2 separate regions of the Mus musculus genome follow, and region 2 is linked to region 1. The links are chromatin contacts, found by POLR2A ChIA-PET in ENCODE. All regions are on one chromosome and are shown on one strand. Each heading gives the region's core, a stretch centred on a gene start or an enhancer-like site at or near the end of the contact. The rest is flanking DNA. Distances are from core to core; before and after follow the strand shown.

Region 1 (2,664 bases), core at 97-2,596:
CCAGGAGCCTCCTGTCTCTGCCTCGCCAGGGCTGGCATTACAGGCAGGTGCTGCCAAACGCCTTATGTTTTTACACGGATGCTGGGGATCTGAACTTAGATGGGGATCCACACGTTTGAACTGAAAGTACTACCAACTTTTCTGTCTCCCCAGACTCAAAATTATCATATTTAAATTTAAAAGCACTTAAATCTTACTCATCATTCACAAGCCTGTTTGGGCACTCCATCTAATGTACACAATACTTTCAAGAATAATTCCACAGAAAACTCCTACGATACTAAGTGCCATGTTAGTATAGCTTTTTATGTTGAAAGAAGTCTTGAGAGAGTGACTGCCAGTGTTTTCATAGACCACACTGGACATCTTAGAGTTGAAGATGTTAACAGCATAAAACAACAACAAAAATCTTTCCCAAAGGTTGTTTAGCTTGTTGGCAATGGAACTTGGTAACCTTTAAGAACTTAAAATTAGAAGCCTATATTTCCGTGTGTTTGTGAGAGTCTAGAGATAGATTCATACTCAGATCTTCTCTCTCCTGGTTGTATCTACATATATGTCCCTTGCTTGTCTAGAAGACACTGGCTTCTTACTCCTGTGAGTATGACAAGTGCTATAACTCATATGTAGTGACCATGCTCGTTAGAGTTTATGACTATAAGTAACAAATACAAGCTCAGCTGCCTTATCTATAGAAGCATTCATTATGAAATTTCAGATGAGAATAACAGATAGGACCATGGGACTCGGGAGCAAAGGGGAGCAAGAGGGCCTTTGTCATATTCCTTCCTGCATCTTTGTTCTCTCTGTCCGTAGGACTTGGTTTTCTGAACAAACCTGGTTCTACTTTCTCAGTCCACATGAAAGAATATAGCTGTACCTTTTCTTTGAGTCATGAGACGGTGCCCAGAGCAGGTTCTGAAGGATCTGAGTGTCACTAGATACGACTGCATCAGAGATCACACCTGTTGAGTCCTGCACAGTTAACTGCAGCTCTGCAAACACATGACAGAAGTCACTGTGCTCAGTCATCATGCCTGAAACCAAGAGGAGAAGCACACCCCAGTGGGTGAGTCTAATGCTTACCTGGAGTTGGAGTCTACTAATGTAGGTGGTCTGTAGTTTCCTTTATTTGAAACTGTAATCATGACACACAGGCGAAGGGGCAGTTGAGAAGAAGCAGTAGAAAATGGTCTTAACGCACAGCCACCCGGCTTTCCCCCTCTTTAAACTGCAGCTCACTTTGTTCATGGGTTAAAATAAAATTCTAGGTTCAAGATGAAACCAGTGTTGATTTCTTATCCCTTGACATCCTCACACTTACTGGTAGACCTCATAAAGCATCTCACAGCAGCCCCCAGCTGAGGAATCTCCCAGGTTTCAGCTGTGTTTTTCAAACAAGAAACTCCCTGCGTTTCCTAGGCCACAACTGAAAGCTCCAAACATGCCTGTGGTTCTCCCTGCCCAGCAACAGGCTGCACAGTCTGACTTCCTAGTGGATGGCTTAGATTGGGGTTTCAGAACATGCATGAGACAGACTGTGTGCAAACACTAATGAAAAAGAAAGATTTGTTTGCCCCTTGGAGTATCATTTCCTTTGATTTTCAGTAGCTAGAGCCTGTGATCCTGGCTTTCTACACAGGGCTAGAAACAGGTCTTCAAAACCACTTGTGTTGACTTGGCTCTAGGGAAGCAGTCTCGAAAGCTGGTCAGAAAAAGCTCCACCCCCAAGGGATTCTGATGAGCAGCCAGAACTGAAGTGTACTGATGTAGGCAGTCCAAACTTACAGCTTTATAAACAATGCTACTAATAAATAAATAAATAAATAAATAAATAAATAAATAAATAAATAAAATAGTGCTACTGAGGTCCAGTTGAGAAGAAAGGCCAGAGATTAAAACAAAGGTGGGGAGAACTGGGAGGAGTAAGAGGGGCACTGTAATCAGAATCTATATGTGTATGTATGTATGTGTAATAGATAGATAAATAGATACATATATATATATATATATATATATATATATATATATATATATATATATACGAAATGCATATATATGAAAAGGACCTATTTTCAATAAATTTTATGTATATAAAGTGAATAAATAAGTAATTCTGAAATATTTATTTTAAGATTTATTTATTTTATGTATATGAGTACACTGTAGCTGTAGATGGTTGTGAGCCACCTGTGGTTGCTGGGATTTGAACTCAGGACCTTAGGAAGAGCAGTCAGTGCTCTTATCCACTGAGCCATATCACTAGTCTGTAACTCTGAAATATTAAAATTAAATAATCATCTACACAGTGAGAAGCACATGGTTCTTATTGTGAAATGGGACCAAGAGACATCAGACTCCCAACACTCCCCCTATGATGTGAGATGTCAAGTTTTCTCCGCCCCCCCCCCCCAAACGTGAGGCTCTCTCCCAGTTGGCTTGCTTCCTACATCTGGCTTGCCCTGGGGAGAATGTCAGTAGCTGTCAGGACTTAGGTAATTATTCCCCAGTTTTGTTGTGCTGAAGAGAGAAGAGCACAGGGCAGGAGAAGGAGGATGAACAGGGCTGTTTCTCCTTCAGGAGTTAATTTTCCAGGTGAGAAGTTGGAGTTTGTGAGCTGAGGAAGCAAGCAAGCCAGGGCCACAAGGCCAACAAGTGACAGTT
Region 2 (2,664 bases), core at 77-2,576, 270 kb after region 1:
TCTTAGGGCTTAAGCAGTTTCCACTTCATGAAACGTTCTCTGTTCTAGTCAAGTACAACTCCCAGAGATTCATCCCCTACTTTTTTATCTTAGCAGATCTCTGAAGCACCTTGGAAGAGTCAGTCTCTCAGTCTCTCTCTGTCTCTCTCTCTCTGTCTCTGTCTCTCTTTCACACACACACACACACACACACACACACACACACACACGCCACGAACACACGAGCGTCCAGGGCATCACAACTTTGCCCCTCTTGACTGCCGGCAGACTTACTTAAGGAAGTATCTCTGGCCAGTGGCCGTGAAGGTCATCTCCCACCCGGGGGGCAACGGCAGCTCGTCGGTCACGTCATAGGACTGCTGGCGGAGATGTGCATGCTGCTGTGCAGGGCCTCCAGCGGCTCCCGCACCGGTGCCCAGCTGCAGGGATGCGGGCGACGAGTGCGAGCGGACGTGCTGCGCGCCGCCAGCTAGTCGAGGCCCCGGGTGGCCGCCTGATGAGTCTGTGCTGGATTGGCGCGAGTGCGAGCCGGAATCGGGCTCCTTAAAGAAGGACTCCGGGAGGATCTTTTTCCGCCATGAGCTGGGCTTGGGGTTCATGACAGAGTTGAAGAGGGCTTCGAGGTCGGTGTCCAGGTCCTGCGTGACGTGGATGACTTGCTGCCCTGGCGGCGGGAGCGGATGGGGCACCGAGGACGGATTCATCTTTCTACAAGAAAAAAGAAAGATCAGATCAGCCTTTTGGTGCAAGTCAGAGGAGGAGGGGGTAGTCCCGGGGAAGGACAGAGAGAACCTAGAGACAGTTAGGTATGGGTCCAGGGACCAGCCGGTGGGGGAGGGGGCGCCCCTGGCCTCCGAGATTATGCAACTTTCCCGCAACAGAGAAGCTCCCCTGAGCAGGCAGCCGCGGGAGGAAGGGGGGGGGGGGTGCCTGCACCAGACCCAGTCGCAGCTTCCCCTGCCCAATACCCCCACCGGCAACCCCAGGCGTCCCGACTGCGGTCGTCTAAGAGCCGGACGCCACAGAGGGTGCGGGGCGCGGCGGGAGCTACCTGGGGACTCGGGGAAGCCAAGCCTGGGCGCCTCCCGAACTGACGAGCTGGAACCCGGTCCCGGCTGGCAGATCCCGAGCGGATTCCCAGCAGCCGAAGGCTTATCCTCTTACATCCCCGGAACCGGCCTCGGGCGCTCCCACTGCGCGAGGAGGCGACAGAGAAGACGTAGACGAGCGCAGCCGCCGCGGCTCCCGGACTGTCCCATAAACAAAGTTTGAAGCAAACTCCCACCCTTAGGAAAGAGGCGGGCCGAAAGTGGAGCTGTTGAATTATGCATGACCTCCTGGCCGGAGCCAGCCTGCCCCACGCCCCTCCTCTTCCTCCTCCTCCCACCCTAGCCCGGCTGGCGGGGGTGGGCTGGGCACTTCGCAGCTCGGGAGAGACCGTGCCCCCGCCCCGCCGCGCCGCTCCGACCTCTCCCGCCGAGCGCCTATCTGCATTCCTTTGAGTTTACCACTGACTTGGGGCGGGATCAAAGAGAAAATGGTTCAAGCCTGTTAAATCAAGGGGTTATGGACAAAAACCAAATCGGAGAATAACGGAGGGCCCTCGGTTGAGGGTCCAAGGCCCAGAATGAGTCTGTCCTGAGCGCTTGCCCTCGTCTTAAGGGGAGCGCCCAGCACCCGGAATGTGGCACGGGGCGCGGATCTGCCAGAGGTCGGACCGGGGCGCACCCTGGCTCAGGGAGACACCCGCGAGGCCAGACTTTCCACGGAAGGCTGCTTAACGCTTGTGACCATATTTGGTCTGCTGGGGAGACAACTTGGCTGTTTGGCTTTCAGTTGTCTGCGAGACGGTTTCCCAAAAAGTGCCGCTGTTGCTGAAGATGCGGCTTCACCGAGGAGTCGATTGTAAACTACCAACTTTCAAGCCTTTCATCAATCCTTAGAAGGCCGAGACAAAGCTGCGTTCTAGAAGGCCAAGCAATTGCGCCCCCTTCCCTCCTCCCGCGGCGTTTGCGAGGGTAGTGGGAGGATTGGAATGTCCCTGGGTCGCTCTAGGGAGCCTGGAACTGGAATGGAACAGGGGCAGGTGGCTAGGATAGAGAGGGTGTGCCAGTGACCCGGAAAAAGCCACACAGCCTCCCACCCGACTGGACATGGGCCAGAGGTGGAGACCCCAGCCTTTGGAGAGAGGAGGTCTGGCCTGGTAAGACAGCTGCCGGGAAGAGGGAGGAGGCCTTGCCCTTCCCACTGCCAGCTGCTCAACTATTCCTTCTCTCCAAGAAAGGGTGGCTGCTTTTTAAGTTACATTCCAGAAAGCCCCTACCCGACCCACAGATTCTAATAGACAAGTTTATTAGATAGGTTAAATGAGGCAATACACGCAAAGCACTTTGCTTAGCCAAGGCTGCATGGAAGTTTGTCAGCAGAATTGTATCAAATGCAGGCACTGTGCCTCACCATATTAAAGAGAGACATAAAAGTCAAAATTAAATCCACAGTTGACAGTGCTACAGGAAAATGAAGACAACTGTGACCTAACAGCAAGGTGAAGGGACAAATGCAAGCCACTCCATCATTTTTACTTTAAGACAGAAGAGAGAACAAAACTGTGGCTCAGCTGGAAAAGATCCTTTCAGGCAATTCTGACAACCTGAGTTCGAATCC

The links. ChIA-PET counts read pairs that join two places held with the same protein, here RNA polymerase II (POLR2A).
Region 2: POLR2A ChIA-PET joins it to region 1 with 29 read pairs in Patski. The contact joins the promoter of Wwtr1 here to the promoter of Tm4sf1 in region 1. POLR2A ChIA-PET finds 5 or more read pairs at or near these places in 2 of 5 experiments (Patski and embryonic stem cell).

The regions. Positions count from the first base shown.
Region 1 is chr3:57,300,642-57,303,305 of GRCm38, forward strand. It overlaps Tm4sf1 (transmembrane 4 superfamily member 1), which reads right to left and starts at 1,347. Exons shown (of 7, transcript NM_008536.4): 1 at 1,087-1,347; 2 at 881-995.
Region 2 is chr3:57,574,550-57,577,213 of GRCm38, forward strand. Wwtr1 (WW domain containing transcription regulator 1) reads right to left here and starts at 1,327. Exons shown (of 7, transcript NM_133784.3): 1 at 1,052-1,327; 2 at 274-708. The coding sequence starts at 704.